Linked DNA regions of Homo sapiens: region 1 is linked to region 2. A link is an interaction called in ENCODE POLR2A ChIA-PET data of the cell type or tissue named here. Cell type or tissue: MCF 10A. All regions are shown on one strand. Links, peaks and the distances in the headings refer to the core of each region. The heading gives the core; the rest is flanking DNA. Region 1 overlaps CMIP (c-Maf inducing protein). Region 2 overlaps CMIP (c-Maf inducing protein).

Region 1 (11,147 bases), core at 4,124-9,123, 93 kb before region 2:
GTGACCCTCGCTGGGAGGCATCTGGCTTTGGCACGGTCCTTTATCCTCATCCTTTATCCACTTGGACGCTCAGTCCCCTCTGCTATGAGATGGGGGAGGGATGTGGACCCCACAGAACTGTTTCCGGACTCAGGAGCACAGGGGCACATAGTGCTGGACACAGGGGACACTCCGTGGCCAGAGCCGGGCAGAGACAGTCTCGAGGGCGGGCTTCCCACCCACCCTAGCCCTCCCAGGCCATGAGTCAGCCGGGACCACCTGTGGAGGCTGGAAGGGGCTGCCAGGGAGACAGGCCGAGCCAGCTGCTCCCACCATGTCGGACCCACTTGGAGACACTGATGATGGCGCATGAGAGGCTCCCACGCGTGGGCTCCTACCAGGATCCCTTCTGCCTGCTGCACAAACAACACAGCCTTCGATCCTCACACGGCCCAGTGACGAGACGCCATGATCATCCCCATTCCACAGAGGAGAAAACTGAGGCCCAAAGAAACACACTCCAAACCAGCATACTCATAGTATCCCCACAGGCCACACACACACTCACACACACATAAAACAGTCATCCCACATGCCACACACACACACTCATAAAATAGTCACCCTACAGGCCACACACACACACATTCATAAAATAGTTGGCCCATATGCCACACACACACCACACACACACTCTCACAGTCACCCCCACACACCACACATACACAAACACACACATAAAACAGTCACCTCACATGCCATGCACACATACTCATAAAACAGTCACCCTACAGGCCACACACACACACATTCATAAAATAGTCGCCCCATATGCCACACACACACTCAGTCACCCCCACACACCACACATACACAAACACACACATAAAATAGTCACCCCACAGGCCACACACACACACATAAAATAGTTACCCCACAGGACACACACACACACTCATAAAATAGTCACCCCATATGCACCCCACACACACACACACACACACACACACACTCTCTCTCTCTCTGTCACTCCACACACCACACACACACCCACACCCACTGTCATAAAATAATCTCCCCACACCACACACCCTCATACAAATGACCCCACATGCCACATATACACACAAATAGTCACCCCACACACCACACACACACACTCATAAGCCACCCACACACCACACACACACGCACACCGTCACCCCACACACCACTCACACACTCATAAGCCACCCACACACCACACACACATGCACACCCATAGTCACCCCACACACCACACACACACATGCTCAGTCACCCCACACATTCATAAAAGTCACCCCACATGCCACACATACACACACACACTCATAAGATAGTCATCCCACACCCCACACACACTCATAGTCACCCCACACGCCACACACACTCATAAAATAGTCACCACACATACTCAAAACAGTCACCTCACACACCACACACAGACACACCAGTCACCTCACCACACTCATAAAATAGTCACCCCACACAACACACAGTCACACTCAGTCACTCTCGCTCTCACACACACTCACACATTCACTCTTACACACATTCTCACGCGCACACACACTCACTCTCACACTCACACACCCCACATTCTTTTCCACCTTTCTCCACAGAGGAGGGACAGAGGCCTGGGCCTGGATGCGGTGATCGAGGGGCTGTGGCCACCCTAGGGGGCTGGGAAACCTGCCCAGCAAGAAGAAGGCAGCGTGGCCAGGGCAGGCAGCCAGAAAGGATCCAAAGCTGGGCTGGGATTTTCCCAGAGCCAAGGGCACTCCTCTGGCCCTGGCAGCCCTGGGACAGGAATACAGGCCAGCTTCTTGTGACACACAGTCTGCTCATTGGTCCCCGGCTCTGGGGCTTGGCCCCTGGGGCTGTTCTGAGTGACCTCACTTCCCCTGGGGAAAAACCATCTTGGTTTCCAGGACTAGTGTGCCTCGGCCTGAGGAACCCCTCTCAGGAAGCGAGAAGGTGGAGAGGCACCAGGAGCTCCAGCTCCCATAGCAGGTGCATCCTGGCTTCTCGGGGCTCCTCTAGGAGCCTGGTGTGTGTCTCCTCACAGCCCAGTAGCCTGGACCTGTCACCTGGGCCTGTTCACATGGACAGACTTGTCCCTCACAGCTGTGCATACCTGGGTCTCTCACCTTGAAACCCTGGACACAGAAACAGGCCAATCTTCTCAATGCTTTGTAAACACACACGGTCCCCTCACAGCCTGAACACGCTCTTGGCCTTGCCCCACAGACTGGGCCTTCATGGCCTCGTGTGCACACAGGCCTGTGCCCTCACAGCCTCATGTGCAGACAGGCCTGTCACCACAGGGCTTGGCCTCTGAGGGCCAGGGCATGAGCCAGGAGGTACATCTGAGTCAGAAATGAAGCCTCATTAACCCAGAATAACTATTTAATGCTTCCACACCCCTGGGAATTAGCCTCAAGGGCTGAACCACCCAAACCAAACAGGGCTGGCCTCCCCAGGGGCCCTCAGGACTGCAGCTTCTGCTCTAGCGAATGCTGGGAGGTGGAGCAGCCATGGGCTGGGAGATCCTGGCCCTCCTCCTGCAGGCTCCAGGCCTCCTCAGATCTCCCAGACCAACATGGCAGAGGCCAGGCCGGGAGGGCTGGGAGGAAGAGCAGAGCTGCTCAGAGAAAGAGGCAAAGATGTTCAGGGTCTAATCCCGCTTGCCTTCTTGGTGGCCTTGGAACCTTGTGCGACTGACTTATCCTCTCTACACTCAGGTTTCCCCATCTGCAAATGTTGATAAGAACAGAACCTATTCAGTGAGAGGAAGTAATTCACAAAATGCAGTGTCCATTGCCGAGCAAACTCCTCCAACATGGGAGCTACAACCGTGTGTGAACAGCTCAAAGTTCTGAGCTGATGCCACAAAAACAACACTGTTACCCAGACGGAAAAGCGTGACCAAGATGACCTGGATATTTGCCTTCTTCCACAAAACAATTTGAGGTCAATTCCATAGCAGCGGTTGTCAATCGACCCTGTTATCATGACTGTCCCCATAAGGAACCCTAGTGTCTCCCTCATCTGTCCTCCCTTTGGAAGAAATACTCAAGAATAAGATTTCATTGAATAGGGTCGAGCTTTGGAGGGCCACAGACTATTGTAATCATTAAGATTTGTTTAAGTGTCAAGGAACCAATTTTGGTCCCATTAGGGGTGATGCTGCCCCTGTTGGGAATGGCCTAGAGATGCAAGTCCAACTTGATCAAAACTAAGCAATGGGGACACAGTATTTAGGAGGTGGCATTTTTTTTTTTTTTTTTTGAGACGGAGTCTCGCACTTTCGCCCAGGCTGGAAGTGGCATTCTTTACATACAGGAGAACGTATTCTGACAGTATGTGCACCGCAGCCACAGGAGACAAATGTATATTGGTGTAGGAGAGAAAATGACAAAAACAAGATAGCATTAGGAGATATACCTAACGTTAAATGACAAGTTAATGGGTGCAGCACACCAACATGGCACATATATACATATGTAACAAACCTGCACGTTGTGCACACGTACCCTAAAACTTAAAGTATAATAATAAAAACAAAAGAGAGTTAAAAAATTCAAGCTGAGGTGGTGGAATTTCTAAAGGTCCTCAATTTTGATGTTCCACTGATTTTTTTTTTTTTTCAGTTAAAGACAGAGAAAAGAGAAAAGAAACAAGGAAGGAAAAGAAAAAGAAAAACCTCAAATAGGTGGTTGTAAATAAAGAGGGGAGAGAGAGTGGCTGTATCAGCAGAAGCAGAGGGGTTATGTCCTGGGAGGGCTGTGGAGTCCCAATCTCAGAGAAAAGCACGGTGTGATCAAGGAGGAGGTAGGACAGCCCCACAGATCTGGATTGAAATCTGCTGGGCAACTGTAGGCAAGTCACTTGATCTCTCTGAGCCTTGGTTCTATTACCTGCTTAACGACAATGAACCAGAAATGACCTAGCCAGCCCTGGCATCTCACATGTACTCAGTAACTGCATCTGTATTAGGTGAACACTTTCTGGAATCTGCCCACAGAACCAGGATCCAAATTCACGTTTCCCAGCTAATTTGGCTAGCTGGCGGTACCTCCAAAACACCTTACGTTTCTTTGCCATTTTAAAAGGAAGGAGAGCATGCCTTCTCAAATATCACCAAAACTGGGTACAAAGAGCCACAGGAATTGAGATCAAGTTGCCAACACTGAAATATCACTGCCACCTGGTGGCAGCATACCTAAATTATTGGGGGGCAATTGTCCAAGGAGAAACACTGTGTCTGAAGCATGCTGTAGACACAGCCAAAGCTTACACCCTGAGAGCAAAGACTACCATTGATCACCTGGCAAGTGGGCCAGCACACACCCAGGCATCTGCCAGTTCCTTGACATCCTGATTTAGGTTTTCTGAAAATTTTTTAAACTGCTTGATTAAATTTAGCAACCATAAATAAACCGGATGCCACCATAATTGAATGCAAACATCCAGGTCTTCATGAGAGCTGCTAGAAACACAGTGATCCCAGTTCTGGACTTGCTCAATCAACTGTCTGAATCCCACATGCAAACCTTAACATTTTTGGGGTGGGGCATGGGGGTCTCACTCTATCACTCAGGTTGGAGTGCAGTGGACCAATCTTGGCTCACTACAACCTCCATCTCCTGGGCTCAAGTGATCCTCCCACCTCAGCCTCCCAAGTAGCTGGGACCACATGGGCGCACCACTACGCCCGGCTAATTTTTTGTATTTTTGGTACAGATGGCATTTTGCCATGCTGCCCAGGCTGGTCTTGAACTCCTGAGTTAGACTACCCGCCTGCTTTGGCCTCCCAAAGTGTTGGGATTACAGGCATGAGCCACCACACCTGGCCAATCCTTGACATTTGAATGTTTCAAGGCCGAGCTTTTAAATCATCTTTCTAGCCAAAGCCTCCTGAAGTCCATTTCTATGCCCATCATGTTGGTTGCCCCTTGCAGCTGTGCAATACTCACAGATTTCACAAATGCTGCCTTCCAGGTGCACGTGTAAGTCACTGTTGAAAATGTGGACCAGGGAAAGGCAGAAAACAGAGCCTTGTGGGATACCGCACCTGACAGCCTTCATTGATACTCATCTTGGCCTCCTTTTAAATAAGGCATTTTTCCCCCAACCTGTCGGGTAGGCAGTGTGTCTCCAAGTACATTCTGCCGTGTCCTGAGCTAAGAGAAAATGCAAGGCTGTCACTTTCTGAGGCCCCACAAGTAAAACACCATGGGGAAGGGAAGAGGTGGTACCCCCGTGACCAACACCGCTCAGTCCTCCCTCTCAACTGCTTTGGCATCTGACCCCCAGACGGTCCCCAGTAGGTGCTGACGAATGTCCCGCCTGTCTTCAGACACACTCGTACCCGGGCACAAAGAGAGACCCAGGCATCAGAGATGTTCTCCCAGTGGATACAGAGCTCTCAGTAGCACCTGCTGATCACACGAGCAGGTGTGCACCACCTTACCTGCTTGGCTGACATCTATGCCTTCCCACTCTACTACATTCAGAAATTTCCAGTACATACAGGTACTGGAAAGGTCGAGCTGAGCCCTGCCTCAGCCCCTTCCTAACGATGGGAGCTTGGACTCCAGTCTGAGCCTCATCTTTCCCGTATGGAAAATGGCAACAACGATAATCATCAACCTTATGCGGTTGTGGTGAGGGTGAAATGGACATGATGAGACTAGCAGAGCTCCTGGCACACAGTAGGAGCTCAAAACACGCCAGTCCTGGCACACAGTAGAAGCTCAGTAAACACTAGTTCTCTTCCCCTTTGCAACCCAACGTGGAGACTCAGCTCAGCTTCTGAGACTTGGCCCCACAGCACAAAGCAAGAGGACCAGTAGCTGACAGAGGAAAGGAGGGGAGTGGCCCTCTCTGGGACCAGGAAAGTAATTATCTGGGGTTGCCTTTCTGCCCCCAACCCTGGCCGTTGGGGGAGCCCCTCTGGAGCCATGAGAGGAATCCTGAGTGTTCCCTGGGTCCTCCCAACACGTGACATGGCACCCAGCTCTGCATGGGGCCAGCTGTTCATCCCCTGTGGCTCCCCAGCTTACTGTAAGGATGACAGCTTATGACACACTGGTCATTCCAGCCATACCCGCTGTGGGGCCAGGGGCCTGTCAAAGCTTGTTCTAAACCAGAAGATCAGAAGACAAGGAGAGACAGGGAGGCAGGGCAGGAATGAGAAGCTGACTGTACGTGCTTCACGCCCTGGTCCTGACGTCAAGGTTTCCATCGCCTGAGCCATGGGGCACAACTCAGGCTCCTCGGGTGGCTGGGGGACCCCTCTTAGAAGATCTGCCCCTGGGTCTCCAAGAAGATGAAGTTCCCTTTATGTGCCAGAAAGCTCTGAACCATCCTATGTAGAGCCAGAATCAGAAAATTAGGCCACAGAATCCGACAACTGAAAATCAGTGAAGACTACAGAAATAGGGCTCAGGATTTTGAATCTCTGTTAAGTTTACACTTGGCACAGCCTTTGGAAGTTACTTTCAACTAAGCATCTTGAGCCCCTGAAGTCCAGCCTCCCCGGCTGGACTCCCCTCAGGGTCGCCCTCACTCTGAGAGCAAGCAGTTCTATGATCCTTTTGAAGCAGGAAAACAGCTATAGGGTTTGAGAACACCAGGGCGAGAATGCTATTTCAGCACTGCAGGGGACAGGAATTGAACAGCAGAGGACGAAGGGCCAGGGGCTCTTAGGTAGGGGAACAAAGTTCCTCAGCTGAGCCATCTGGAAGGCATGAGTTCTCCACTTTCATGCCTCTGGGTGACAGATTGGCTTTAAGCCATCGCACCACTGCCTGAGTCGCTTTAAACAAGCAACCGAGTCAGTACTTACCTTCCATTGCAGAGAATGGAACCACTGGTCTCGCAGGTAGCTATTGGCAGCCTGTAACGACAAGAACAGGACAGCAAGGTCCGGTCATCAGCTTGCGGCATCTCAGGGCATTTCAAGGCCAGCATGTGAGCCCCCAAGCCTGCTCTGTAGACAGCGTCTGCCCTGTGACCCTAACAAGCCTGCTGAAAGATATGCTAAGCTGAGCCTGTTGTGTGCAAAACCAAAACAGAAGGGCTGGTCAGGGAGGATTTCCTAAAAACAAGACATCACTAGCACCGTGTGCTTCCTTTGCTGTATATGAGTGACTTCAGACACTGCTGACTTGAGAGCTTTAACTGCACACACAGCTGGACTTAGGGGCATGGGAGGGAATGGGATGAACTGGTTGGAGGCCTGGGAGTGAGGATGGTGGGGGCTGGCTGGGGGCCTGTGTATGAGGACTGTTCTAGGAACTTGGCTTTTGTTATCCACGTAGTCTCTCCTTGGTCCTCACAGCAGCCCTATGAGGTGGCACCTATCATTATGCCCATTTCACAGAGGGAAAAATCGAGACCCTGAGATCTCACAATGAAGTGCATTCAGACCCAGGGTAGCCTGGCTTCCAAGTCTGGGCATTTAACCATGACCTTCTCCTGCCAATGGCAGAAGATCATGGTAAACGGCACCCAGCAGACCTAGGCTAAACATCACAGCGGGTGAAACAAAACCTTCTCAGCTCCACCCCACACTAGCTGTGAGTCTTTGGACATCTCAGCCTCAATTTTCCCATCTGTAAAATGGGGACAATAACCCTGATTTTCCAGGGATGTTTTAAAGACCAGAAATTATTCTTGTAGAGCATCTAGAACCAGGCTTGGCACATGGCAGGTGGTCAGAAATGCAGCCATCGTTATTATTATTGTTATCATTACCATTGCCATCATCCAGTCCTTTCCAATAAAATGCAGCCCAAGGCAGCCCTCCCATCCCTCATGAGTATCACTGCGGCTCTCACCTCCTTTCTCGGTCTGCTAACAGAACAGTAATGCTATGGTGTTTCATGGACGCCAGACACAGCTCTGAGTCCTGTGTGTGGACTGGCTCATTCAGTCCTTACAAGACAGCCCTGTGAAGTCGGTACTGTCATCTCATGGTACAAATGAGGAAACTGAGACTTTGGAAGTTAAAAACTTTCCTGAGTGTTCACAGACATGTGGTGCGGGGCCAGGAATTGAACCCAGGTAATCTGACCCCTGCTGTAAACCACAACACCGGACCATTCTGAGTTCCCCATTGGCTACCCCTCCACCCCAGGCTGGGCCGAAGTGCAGCGTGCGTTCCCCACCAGAACCCACAACCCTCTCTCCAAAGTGACCCTGCCTCTGACGGTTCAGGGGGTCTGACGAAGGCTAGAGTCTCTCTCCAAGCACGAACATCCACCTTCTGCCTCGAGGCACACAAACGCGCACACACACACTCAAGCATGTAACCGCTTTGTTTCACCCTTGTTCGAGGAGATCCGGATCACGCTACAGGTGACCACCTCCCGCTCCCCAAGTCATCTACGAAACATCAGCTGCTCTCCGAGGTCAGGGTCTGGAGCAATCTCTGGCCTTGCATAAATGATCCATTCCAGTAGCAAGTGTGGTGAGGACTCAGGCTCTGGTGAGTGAGCTCAGGGACTCAGAGTTTTGAACCCTGGACTGCACGAATCCACACCAGCCACCCTGATGCTGGTGGAGCTTGAGTCTACCCAAGTGCAAAGCAGGCAGGAGGCAAGCCCTCCGTGTGACACAGGAACTCCGACAAGGGCTGAGCCTCTTACAGGTGCAGGTTCAAGTCTCGGCTCTGTCGTGTCTAGTGGTGTGACTGCAGCAAGTTGCTTGACGACCCAAGCCTGTGCCCCCTGCCCAGAGTTGCGGAGGCCAAGGAGGAGAAACAGCCCCCTGGAGAGACTGTTGCTGAGCTCCCTCCCATCAGCACTGCCCAAGCTCTACTGGTCTTGTGACAATTCCTATTCATTAGGATGACAAAATACACCCTGCTCGGGGAGAGCTGTGCGAAGATCCCAAACAATGAGCTAATCCATGAAAAGTGCTTCCTCAGCACGGTGCCTGGCACGTGCAAACACTCCACAAACAGGGGCCAGCAGCGTCAGCAGCCACGGCCAGGTCTGTGCTGATAAATGCTTAACATCAGGCTCTCTGGAACAACAAGCCCTGATCCCGGCGTGTGCGGATTTCTGTGTTGTGAACAATCCCATTTTGGCTGATTCCACACCTTCAAGGGGATGCCCCTGGGCCAGAGCTGGGGAGAGACGGGCACGATCAGCTCTGGTGGGCAGGTGCAAGCTGGGATGAGCTGGCTCCAGGGCATGCCTGGTCCACATCCATTCCTGTGCTTCCTCACACACCAAGGGGGCCAGAGAGAGAAGGAGGTGGTAAGGAAAATAAAGCCCCCTAAACATGTTCCATCCTAAATCCCTTGTGATTAAGTTATCCTGCGTGGCAACGGGACTCTGGATGTGACCAAGTTCAAGGTCTTGAGATGGGGATGATCTAGGTAGCCCAATGAAATCACAAGGGTACTCACAAGAGGGAGGCAGGAGGGCAGAGTCAGACTAAAGCAGAGGTCAGAGTGATGTGGCCATGAGCCAAGGAATGCGGACAGCCTTTAGAAGCTGGAAACGAATTCTCCCCGAGAGCCTCCAGAAGGAACATAGTCCTGACACCTTCGTTTTAGCCCCATGGGACCTGTGTTGGACTTCGGACCTCCAGAACCATAAGAGACTAAATCTGTGTTCTTTTAACCACAAAGTTAGGGGCAAGCAGTCACAGCAGCAATAGGAAATAAAAGCAGGAGGTACAACCAGGTTGGTATAACGCGGATGTGAGTTGTTCCACTGGCTCTGAGGGTCCACAGTGGACCCAGGCAGTGCCTGTAAGCTGCCACCGGCTGGACGGAACGGCCAAGCAAAGACAAAAAGAAGGTGGAGGAGGACAACCACATCCCTCCCTCTTCTGTGTCCACTGGCCCCGCCAAAGTGCCCTGTATATATGTGTGACCCTAAGAGGGAAGGGGCCACGCATGCTCTACCTACCACTGTATCCTGTGGCCTGGAGCACCAGGAGACCAACAGGTGTTTTCTGAATGAATGAACAAAGGAATGAATGGACTAGGAGTTCCTTGAGGGCAGGGTCTTATTTCTGATTCCACAGCTAGGTGAGCAGTGCCTGGCTGGGCCAGAGCTGGTTACACTGGAACGAATGAACACAGAAACAAAGGAAGAAAGAGGAAAGTGACCCAGGTGTCACAGGTGGTAGAGAATGACCAGAGGAGACTCCCTTCCCCAGCCTCTGTAGCGAAACCCAACACAGACCGTCCTCCACGATGGCTAGCCCAGCCCTTCCCATCTGGGGTCTCCCTGGCTCATGAGTCTTAGGGGGCCTTCCAGCCCTCCTCAACAGTGTGTGAGCCAGTCCTCTGGCTTGGCCAGGCAGAGGTTCTTGCCCAGGACTCTGGATCTTGGGCAAGTGCTATGGAGATGGGGCAGGGAGAATTCACCTGGGAGGAGCTGGGTCCTGCCCTGCACCTTCCTGCACTGGTGGTGATGGGACTACCACCTGCATGCCCCGACCCCAGCTCCAGGCCATTCTCCAGGCTGCCACCGTTCTTCTAGTACATTCCTTTCCTGCTTGGGATGGCCAGATCCCATTTCGGCTGCCGGCACATGAGAGCCCTGAGGGACCTGCAGGGCCTACTGGCTCTTGGCCCCTTCTTCCTTTTCAAAGTGGACATTCTGATGTGTTTGCCCCGTAGGCATTTTTACAGAAGGAACCAGCATTTCCACAACTGTGGCTTCTCCTGGTCACACCGTTGGTGCTCCTGGCGTCTCCTCTGCCCCGAGCTCACATCCAGATGGTTCTGGCCCTGCCAGACTGGGTCCGGCCCACTGCTGAGTTGTTGGCAGGGATGGCTGACAGATCTCTCCTCCTGGGCCCCAGCTGCCTGGCCTGGCCACGCCCCCTGTGACTTCCTGCTGAGCTGCAGGAGCCTCCAGTCTTAGCTGGGTCCTCGTAGCCTGCCTCTCACAGCAGCACTTGATGTCTAAAGGCCTGGGACGGATTTCTTCAGAGCCACTGACCACAGACACTGCTACACATCAGTCTCTTCTCAGCCCCATCCTTCCAGGCAGAGCCATCTGGGTTTCCAAGCCTTTCCTCCCATAGGAGGGTGTGACCCCCTTCCCCAGCCACACTTGGCTTTCTGGCCACTTCTGTTCCACTCTGGGATCCTCTCAACTCTTGGAGGTCGG
Region 2 (11,147 bases), core at 3,052-8,051:
GGATACAGTCATGGGGAAAAAACAGGCAAACCCCTGCCTTTCTAGTGGGATGGAATAATAAACAAAATAAGTAAGAAACGCGTGGTCTGTCAGATGATAACATATGCTCAGGAGAAAAAAACGTAAGTCAGGGAACGAGAAATAAAAAATTGTGGGAGTGGGTGCCAACTTTTTGGATGGATGGAATGATCAAGGACAGCCCAAGGAGGTGACTTCTGACAGGAGACAGGAGGGAAGCGAGGGAGCGTGTGGTGTGGGTGTTTAGACAACAGGCATCCCAGGCAGAGGAAGCAGTCAGGGCAAAGGCCTCGAGGCACAGCAGGCTTGGCGTGTCCAAGGAGGCAGCCCAGATCACACCATCAGTAAGGGAGGGAGGCTTTCACTTGCCATGCTGTCTGGGCAGAGAGGCGCAGGAGGCAACACGGTGTGTCCAAGGTCACACAGTTAATCATTGAGAGATCAGCCAAGCATGGCACACTGGAGTCAGGGCACAGAGCTGCATCCCAGGGAGTCACACCCCTCCACATCCCAACACTCTGATGTCACACCTCCACCTTCCTTGGAGGCTCCTGGAGGAAAGGCCCAGGTGACAGCTCTTCCCTGGCACCAGGTGGGTCTCCTGGCTTCGCCTCCCGCTGCCTCGGGACCTGGGAAAGGTTCTCCCGACTCAGCTGCTGGGCAAGCCGAGGCCTCCTGTGGTGGCGAGACTGAGCGAGGGCAACAGCGCTAGTCCCTGGGGAGGCTCAGGGCGACCCCCGGGATTCTAAAGGTACTTAGAGACTGCGAATAAGTTCAGGGATTTATCTGTTGGGCTCAATGTATTGGCCTGGCAGGAAAGGTCATTCAGGAAATTTTTCAAAATTAGTGATAGTCAATCTTCTAAAAGACAATTATATCTGTGCGTATACCTCCTGCATCAGCGTGTGGAACATACACGCACACGCAGGTGCACACACACTTCTACCTAACACACGTCCGAATGTGAACACCACTTGTTCAACTTCGACATCTAATGATGAGGTGATCCGTGGCCAGCGTGAAGATACGCAGAAAGCATGGACTCCTGAGCCCTGGGACTGCAGTCTGAAAGCAGCGGAAACACTTCGGACCTGGGCACCTTGCGCACCTCGCTTCTTTAGCTGTCCTTGGCCTCGATTTCCTTATCTGTAGAGTGGAGCTCACCAGATTGCTAGGAGAACTACAGAATAAAGCGCCCGACTTAGTGCCTGACATCCAGAAGAAGCGCCATGAAATGGAAGCTATCAAATCGCAGGACAGTTTTAGAAGTATGTGCAGTGCAATCATTTCATTTAGAAGACAAACCAAACCCATGTAAGCAAATTTATGAGCCATTTCTAAATACAAATAGCAATGGAGGTGAGATAATCAACAACTAGCCCCAACTAGTAATTTGCAACAGAAATGAATGTTTCTTAGTCAATCATCTTCTGTTTCCCCCTTCCTGGTGGTGACATGGTTTGAATCAGCCAGTCTGGGAAAAGCCATGACACACGGGTTGACCTCTTGAAAGCAGTTAACTTGGAAGGAAAAGGAATGATTCTTAAACCCAGTGAACCCAGTTCTCCAAGCAAAGGTCGGGCGGCAGGCCCAGGCTTGCCCCTCGAGGTGTGGCCCGAGCCTCCTCAAGCCATGTGAGCACGTCACAGAGATGCCTCAAGTGTCCCAACTTCCTACTTGGTCAGCACTAACCATGCGGGTAGAGACGGCCTGGTGTGAAAAACAAAACACGGGTAGGGTCGTAGAATCGAGACTGGACTGAGGGCATTGATGTCCCAAGGGCCTCCTGAACAACAGACCATAAACCAGGTGGCCTGCATATCAGCAATGTGCTTTCTTAAAGTTCTGGAGGCTGAGAGTCCTAAGTCAAGATGTCAACAGGGTTGATTTCCTCCGGAGGCTCTGAGGCAGGATCTGCTCCACACCTCTCTCAGCTTCTGGGGCTTCTGGGGCTGCCAAAATCCTTGGCATTCCTTGGCTAGCAGCTGAATCTGTCTCTGCTGTCACACGGTGCTCGTCCCTGTGTGTCTCTCTGTGTCTAAGTTTCCCTCATCTTTTACGGACACAGTCACTGGATTTGGGCCCACTCTCCTCCAGCATGACCTCCCGCATGACCTCCAGCATGATCTTAACTTGGTCGCATCTGCAAAGTCCCTATTTCCAAAGAAGGTCATGCTCACAGGTACAGAGACTACAGCGTAAACGTGCCTTTTGAAGGCTACAGTTCAACCCATAACAATGACGATCCCAGAAGACATCAGAACAAGCTCAGGCTAGCTGGTGGCTACGTTCGACAGTTCAGCAGGAGAAGGGCGGGTGGGCTGAGTACTCAGGGCTCGCTTTTCCAATTATTCTCCCTGGGACGGTAGAGAAATTTCTTTTTTATGCAGAAGAAGCTGAACTGATCGAAGATAATGTATGTAAAAGAGGGTACGTGCCTAGCACACAAATGCCACTTAGTGATGCCACCTTGGATGGATCTGGAGGAGGCTCGAAGCTCTGACACTCGGTGACATTTCCACTACCCGGTGACACAGAAGCCTCGGAGGTAGCAGCCACGCGGGCACCCAGCTAAGGGAGAGATGTGGGAGGCGGGCGGGAGAGGCTCTGCTCTGCCTTGGGAAGCGGTGAGGAAAGCTGAATAAAGGCGCAGGCTTTTGTGAGCAGAGGCAAGAGACTCGAGTGAACTGCCAGGAAAGTCAGCTGCCAGGGGTGCCAGGTGAGTCACTGACTCAGACGGGCTACACCGATCCCACAAAAGACACGTCCTCCCACCAAGAGAAATCTGTTTGACTTTAGAAAAGTACAGGTTACAGTGATACTCACTACACACCCCACCTTGCAGCGCAACAGAGGCGAGACGGGAGGAACAGGAACTGCACCTAGGTCCCTGAGGGATCCGGATCCACCTTTACTGGGATTTTATTTCCCCCAAAAGCAGGACTCTACTCAAATCACATTCGCCTGGGGTAATAAAGTATCAGAATCCTCTAGTAAGAAGGCTGGAGCCTCATAAGACGTGGGACCCTGGTAGGAATGGATCAGATTCTGTGACTTTCCTTGATCCTGAATGAGTCTGATTTTCCCCCTGGGCTTAATTTTAACAACGAATGATCTATAGAGATAAATTTATAGCGGCCTGACTGAAAGATGGACTCTTTGAGAAGGTTTTCACGCAGTGATGATGGTCTTACTGTCCCCAGCCAAAAACCCTATCCTCTCACTGTTAATGCGGACCCTCGTACAAAGGTTTTCAGATGTCCCTGCACCTGCCCATGTATAAGGTTCCTATGGCTGCTCAAATGGCCACACACGCAATGGCTTCTTCTCTTACAGTTCTTGAGGTCAGAGCCCAACACGGCCTCACAAGGCTAAAATCAAGGTGTGGGCAGGGCTGGCTCCTTCTGGAGCCTCCAGAGGAGAAGGAGTATCCTTGCCCGTTCTCCAAGGCTGCCTGCATTCCTTGGCTGGTGGCTCCTTCCTCCATCTTAAAGCCGGGAATTGCAAGGCTGCTCTCTGCCTCCGCACATCTCCTCCTCAGACTCAGACTCTCCCACCTCCCTCTGTCCCTGGTAGGGACCCCTGTGATGACACTGGCCCCCCTGGATAATCCAGGGTAACCTCCCCATCCCAAGCTCCTCAACCCAGTCTCCTCTGCGGAATCCTCTTCATCCTGCAGGCAGCATATTCCATTTCTGGGGAGTAGGACATGGGCATCTTTGAGGGCCCATGAGTCTGTCCACCACACAGATCTCACTGCCCCACAGTTTCACAGCCCATCTCCTCGAAGACCAACAAGCCCCAACCAAACTGCTGACAGATCCAGAGCCATCTATGTCACCCAGCCCCTCACACTCTGCCCACCCACACTCGGTGACTCGGGGCTCACTGAGTGTCCCAAGCATGGCTACCCTCTGTATCATGTACCATCTGAGAAACCATGTGCCCCCAATCTCTCTCTTTACCCTCCCTCACGGGCCCATCCCAAGATATTCTCAAGATGCAGCAATAGCATTGTGACCTCCAGAAAGCTTTTCTTCATCCTCCCAACCTGCCCTAGAGACCTCTCTCTTCTTCCCCCCTTATATCCGTGTCATGCTGCATTATGAATAACTATTTAATCATTTGTCACAGTATGGGGGAATACTTCAAAGGCAAGGACCACAGCTCATTCATCTGTATCTAGCCAAGGCCTGATTTACAATGGGTAAAGCCATCAGTAAGTGATGGATGAAGGGATAAAGGGATGGGCGGATAGATGGAGGGATGGGTGGGTGGATGGACGGGTGGGTGCATGGACTGGTAGGCAAACAAACTGAAGGAGAGGAGAAAGGAAGGGAGGGAGCATGGGTGAGTGCCTAACAAAAAAATCGCGCTCACCAAATATTTGTTGAGTGAAAGCAAGGAGATAGATGATGATGGCAGTAAAGCAGGGCGAGCAGGCATGAATTAGGACCATGCTCTATGACCTTAATTCTATGTTTCTTTCATGCCATTGAAATAACTCAGCTGAGCAGTTAACAACATGAGGAAGAAGCTCAAGACTTGGGCATCATTTGTGCTAAGTCAGAGAGGGAAGCCCCAGCAAGCAGGTAGCTGTGACCTCAAACCAATGACCAGGAGGATTCTAGGAATAGTTACCAGAATTAGCCAAAACTCAATGAACTATTTTAATTTCCCAGGCTGACTCAAAAGTACATCTCTCTGGGACCAGCAAAAAGTGTAAGAACTTCTACCAGGCCAGGAACCAGCTCCACGCTCCACCTCTGGTCATATCAATTCAATGCATGAGCACAGCTTCAAGGTACTCCCAACCTCACTCCGGGCCCCTGTCTCTGGCTACACCCAGCTTTTAAAAATGTATCCAGCATTCAGCATGAGACCAATGGTGGACTGGGGAGCCACAGGGTCATAGGAGGAAGGGCCAGCCTTGGCATTGTTTAGAATGAAAAAAAAAAGTCTTCACTCCAAGACCAGACAAGCGCCAATTTCAACCATCTCCTTAAAAATACTATTTTTCTATGAAGTTGTCATGAATGTGAAGGATATTTTTCTCCAACATTTTATTATGAAAAATTTCAGACTTAAAGAAAAGTTGAATACTGTTATATACCCACCAAAATGGCTAAAATTTAAAAGACTGACAATAACAAGTTGGCATAGATATGAAGCAACCAGAAATCACCCATACTGCTCCTGGGAATGTAAACTGGTACAACCACTTTGGAAAACAGGTTGGTTTTCTCTACAAAAGGTGAACCTATGCAATACCAGCGAATGGCAACTCATGCCTAACTATAAGCCAACAGAATTTCATGCACACATTCCCAAAAAGGCATACGCAAGAGACTTCCTAGCAGTATTATTCATAAAAGCCTAAGAAGGCAACAACGTGAATGCCCACCGTCAGTAGAATGGGATATTTTTAGGATAAAATGTGATCCAGCAACAAAAATAAATAACCTTCAGCTCTAAACAGAATGTAGATGAAGCTCACAAACACATGTGGAGCCAAAGAGGCCAGACATAAAAGAACACGCATTGATTTGCTTTCTGTAAAGTTGAAGCTTCTAAAAAAACTAAATAAACACAGACACTGTGGTCAGGAGAGTTATCGCGGGGGAGGAGGATGAAGGGTGGTCTCTGGGAAAAGTCTGAGGATGCTTCCATGGTAGAAACAAAATCCAACTGATAGCCTGGTGGTAGGTCCATGAGATGGGATAATTCATGGAGCTGTTCATTTGGTTGTGTACTTTTGAAAGTAAGTAATACTTCAATAAAAAGAAAGAAGAAGAAAAGAATGGATGAATACCCTTACACCCACCACCTAGATTCTACAATGAACATGTCCCTGTTGGTGTTTTTTTCTGGTATCTAGCTATTCCTTTACCCGTCCATCAGGCATTATCATTATTACTGACGATAAATGATATTTCTGGCATGCAGGCTGTGAACCCAAAGGCTCTTACACACTCAGCCAACCTCCCCCACCGTGGGCTCCCGGCCAAGCCAGGGTGTGTCTGCAAACCTCACTCTCCACCATCGTCTTGTTACCCAGCACCCCCTTTCCTGACACACTTTGAGCCAACGAGCTGGAGAGCTGAGAAATTCTGTAGCAGACAAAAACCAAGAAAACACATTCCTTTCAGGTCCAGGCCTGCCTGGCCCGCGCGTGTTGTCTGAACTGCACCATCACCCTGTTTGCAACTTCTTCAGAAACCAGGCCCCAAACTGCAAAGCTCACGCCCTGTGTGCTCACTCCTGGGAATCCAAACAAACTCAAAACATGTCCAAAGCCATCCAAGGAACTGAGAGAAGATTCCTGCTCATTATAAAGCAAAATTTCTCTTCTTATATTGGAGTGGGTAGAGAGAGGCTCAGGGCCCTTCCAAAGGAAGTTGGGTTGCCTTCCACAGAGCTGCCCAGAAACCAAACGCAAACCTGCTCCTCTGGCGGGCTGGGGCCTTCACTGTGACCCCTCCCGGGGGCACCTCTGCAAGGCAAGAGTGGGCTTCCTAAGCTTTTTTGTGCCTTGGACCCCTTGGTAGTCTGGTGAAGCCTCTGGGCCCCTTCTTAGAGTAATCTTCTTAAAAGTATAAAATAAATAGGAAACTGCAAAGGAAAGGAAGCTGATCATAATGAAAAACAGCTATCAAAATATCCCTTAAAATTTCCAATGGAGTAACAGATCCCCTCTTTATTAATCCATCGTATAACAAGACCTAGCTGTGGGCCTGATAACTACTGTAACTTTGGGGTACTGATGAATGTAATGATATTCCAAGATATCCACAACAACAGGAATGAAATATGCAAACACCCGCGATTTCTATTGATGACTAAGTCACAGGCACTGCTAACACCACTGTGATTGGTACTGCCTACAGCCGTCATGGAAACAAATGCTAAATTTCAGTTACAGGTTGGTGACCATAAAGATGTCTTTTTTAAAATGCCACATCCAAGTTCACAGATCACTTGAATTCTATCCAAGGACCCAAGGTTGAGAATTCCTGGAAGTCAGGAGCTTTCTTTTGTCCCTTTTGTTTTACTCCTGACGAGAAAATGCTCTCTGCACCTAGGTATAGACCCAAACAAACTGAAAGCAGGGATGCAAAAAGATACTTATATACCAATGTTCACAGCAGCACTATTCTCAAAGCCAAAACGCAGAAGCAACTGAAATGCAAACGGACAAACTGAATGGACGAACACACACACACACACAGACACACACACACACACACACACACACACACGTATTATTAGTCAACCTTTAAACAAAAAAAAGGATTCTGATACATGCTACAATATGGGTGAACCTTGAGAGCATTACGCTAAGTAAAATAAGCCAGTCACAAAAAGACAAATCTTCTGATTCCACTCATACGAGGTTCCTAGAGGAGTCAAATGCATACACACAGAAAGCAGAAAAGTGATTGCCAGGGGTCGGGAGTAGGCAGAATGTGGAGCTATCATTTAATGAGGACGGAGTTTCAGTTTGAGAAGATGACAGTGTTCTGGAGATGGATGATGGTGGATGGTCGCATGACAATATGAATGTACTCAACGAACTTTAACATTTAAAAATGATTGGCTAGGCCAGTGGCACACATCTGTACTCCCAGCTACTTGAGAGGCTGACGGAGGAGAACCATTTGAGCCCAGGAGTTCCTGGGCAACATAGCCATACTCTGTCTCTTAAAAAAAATGTTTTTTAAGATTTAAAATGGTAAACCTTACGTTATATGTATTTGACCATAATAAAAAAAAAATTAAGGAAATAAAAATAGGGGCCAGAGGCAGTGGCTCATGCTTGTAATCCCAGCACTTTGGGAGGCCGAGATGCACGGATCACCTGAGGTCAGGAGTTTAAGACCAGCCTGGCCAACATGGTGAAACCCTGTCTCTACTGAAACACAAAAATTAGCCAGGCATAATGGCGGGTGCCTGTAACCCCAGCTACTTGGGAGGCTGAGACATGAGAATCGCTTCAACCTGGGAGATGGTGGTTGTGGGGAGCCGAGATTGTGCCACTGCACTCCAGCCTGGGTGGCTGAGCAAGACTCCATCTCAAGAAAAAATAAACAAATAAAATAAAAATAAAAAATAAATGAATAATTTAAAGAAATAAAAATAGGGGCCAGGCATGGTGGCTCATGCCTGTAATCCCAGTACTTTGGGAGGCCGAGGTGGGCGGATCACTTGAGGTTAGGAGTTTGAGAACAGCCTGTCCAACATGGTGTAACCCCATCTCTACTAAAAATACAATTATCAGCCAGGCATGATGTCATGTGCCTGTAGTCCTAGCTACTAAGAGGAGGCTGAGGCAGGAGGATCACTTGAACCTGGGAGGTGGAGGTTGCAGTGAGCCAAGATAGCAACACTGCACTCCAGCCTGGGCAGAGGAATGAGACTCCATCTCAAAAAAAAAAAAAAGAAAGAAAAGAAATAAAAATGCTCCCTGCAGAACATGGGAAGGCGCAGTTACTGTCAAGAATAGGAACAGCCTCACTTGTGACTGACAGCTGAGTCGCTGGGTGGCTCTGAGCAGGGCCTGTGCCGCCAAACCCACTAATGAGCTGTGCCACCGTGGGCAAGTTACTTCACCTCTCTGACCTCAATTTCGGCATCTGCAAAATGAGGGCCGTGATGGCTGCAGCTGCCATACCTTGGGCAATGATGACGTGCCTGGCTTGGCGATAAGCATTTTGCAGACACTGTCTCACCAAGACTTCCAGATAACCCCACGAGCTTAGTAGGTTGTGGCTAACACGTTACAGATGACTTAGTTAACTCACCCAAGGTCACCTGTCTAGGACATAGCAGAGCCAGACTGGCTGAAGAACTCAGACTTATAATTCTCTCTGTATCTCTCTGTCACTTGTAGACAGTCTCTGCCCCTCTAAGCTCCAGTGGGACAGACACCATCTCTGTTTCATGTGCCATGTTACCCCCAGAGCCCACTACAGAGGAGGTGCTCAATAAACACTTGCTGAGCAATTGAGAGAATCCAGCTCTGTCTGACCCCAATACTGGCTTCCTTTATAAGCAATGGATCGTGGCATTACAGGGTCCTGTCTTTCAGGTCTCCTAATAGATGCTGTGACAAGCCTAGCACCTCACAGGTCAGAGGGTTCCGCATGGAACCCGTGAAAGAGGCAGAGGCCAAGGGAGCCAGTTTAAGAGACAGAAAAATAAGCCTACTCCAAGGAGCACAGAAACACTGTCCACCCATGGGCACACATACACACGTACAGGCACACCTGGCAAAAACACCTACAACTCAGGAGCCAGGAGCTGCAAAGTTCTGCCGGTGTGCAGGCGCTGGCTTTTAGTTCAAGACGCCTTGACGTTTGGAGGGAGCCAAGGGATGAGCTGGGTGTTACATCCAGGCTCCTAGCTAAAGGAAGCTGTGTCTGAGCGAGGTTCAGGGTTACCTGGTGGTGACTCAGCTCACCTTCTTCCTGGGGGAGGAGGGAGGCTCCACCAGGGGCTACGAGGTGGTTGGAGAACAGGCACGGTGCTCTCCAGACAAAAGATGCTGTCCTCTTGGTTCTTTTCCAGACTTCGTTCTAGGCCACCATGGCTTTTCGCGGGAAGGGGGTTTGGCTGGGATCTAAATGAGGCAACCACGGTTGGGCTGAGTGACTCGAGAATTTGGATTTGTCAGACTGGATGAGTCAGTTGCTTGGCCGGGGCCCAGGTAAGCTTGAGGTATCGTGAGGGAAGCCCTGCTTCTGGAGTCCAACCAAAATGTGCTGGGAGGGTACCAGACCCACCTTGCGGCCGTGTGACTGTGGGCCCCACGTCCTTCTGTGTGACAGGGGGTGAGTCTGTCCCCCATTCAGGCCTCGCACTCAGATGGAACAAGATGGCAAACAGGGAGTGACTCCACAGTAATCAAAAGAAATGAACTAGATATTCAGGAATCAACGGAGAGATCTCCAACACATGAGCATCGTCGGATAGGGTGGAAAAAGGCAAGCTGCAAGGGAACTTTAAAAACATACACAAAGCAAAGCGCGGTAGCTCACACCTGGAATCCCAGCACTTTGGGAGGCCAAGGCAGGAGGATCACTTGAGCCCAGGAATTCGAGGCCAGTCTGGGCAACATAGCGAAGTCCTGTCTCTACCAAAAAATTAGCCAGATGTGGTGATGCGTGCCTGTAGTCCCAGCTACTTGGGGGGCTGAGGTGGGAGGATCACTTGAGCCTCAGAGGTCAAAGCTGCGGTGAGCTGTGATCAAACCACTGCACTCCGGCCTGGGTGACAGAATGAGACACTGTCTCAAAAAAAGAAAAAAAAACCATATACAAAGAAATGTTATATATTGTTTATGATTATGTGTGTGTGTGTGTAAAAATATTTTAAATGTGAAGATGCACAAGGGACTTACAATAAGGGGGTACCTGGAGGTGGGTAGTAAATTAGAGGTGAATGTCAAGTAATTATACCTTTTCCAGTAATGTTTTATTTCTTTCACTTAAAAAAAAGGCAAAGCAAAGAGGACAACATACTAACAATGCTCTAGTCGGGGCGGTAGAAATGCGATTTTATGATACTAATCTTTGTGGCTTTTGCTTCCTGTTTGCTTGTTTATTTGTTAACCAACCTGGAAGGCATCTTGACATCAGTAGGTGGTGAAGCCACATGTCCTACTGATTGGGTATGCTAAATTGTGTGTTTATTCTTTTTACTTTTCAAAATTCAAAAAGAAGAAAAGTCTATCACAGTATGCAGTGCTCACTAAATGGCACCCTTCTAACAAAAATCCAGGCCCAGGCACCCCATGGCTATGCCAGAAGACACCCCTCTGGCCTCTGGCTACTTCAAGTGAGAAGGAGAACTCTACTGGGCACTGCATAGACCCTCAGGGAGCTCTGGGTGTGCTTCAGTGGATGGAGCAGCACTGAAGCTGTGTCCCTCCTGTGTCAATCCAGGTGTGGCCACCTGGCTTAGGGCTCTGATGACAGGGCCCAACCCACCAATCACACTCCAGGAAACCCAGTGACATCATCGATCGCCAATGGGAGCTCCTGATCATCGTGGGCGAATCGGTGTTGCCACACTGGGTTGATAGGATTCCAGCTAGAAGCAAAGATGTCTGACATTTCCCTTGTCTTAGG

Evidence for each region. Peaks named below come from ENCODE experiments on the same cell type or tissue, not always from the same donor. Only the 100,000 strongest peaks of a DNase experiment are listed, where the experiment ranks them.
Region 1: POLR2A ChIA-PET joins it to region 2 with 15 read pairs; 11 of 35 experiments call an interaction of 5 or more read pairs at or near these places.

Annotation. Positions count from the first base shown.
Region 1 is chr16:81,616,633-81,627,779 of GRCh38, reverse strand. It overlaps CMIP (c-Maf inducing protein), which reads right to left. Exons shown (of 21, transcript NM_198390.3): 3 at 6,854-6,904. Among named protein-coding and RNA genes, the nearest start is that of MIR6504, 11 kb to the right of the region's middle. RefSeq lists enhancers at 1-397, 1,579-1,768, 4,283-4,352, 8,677-9,277, 10,710-10,779 and 3 more and a silencer at 4,113-4,162. In MCF 10A, for the core only: a CTCF peak has its summit at 4,219 (motif pointing left); DNase peaks (open chromatin) are centred at 4,209 and 6,139.
Region 2 is chr16:81,522,108-81,533,254 of GRCh38, reverse strand. The region is part of intron 1 of CMIP (c-Maf inducing protein); the gene reads right to left. Among named protein-coding and RNA genes, the nearest start is that of MIR7854, 6.2 kb to the left of the region's middle. RefSeq lists enhancers at 1-473, 474-975. In MCF 10A, for the core only: no CTCF peak of the experiment used is centred there; a DNase peak (open chromatin) is centred at 6,154.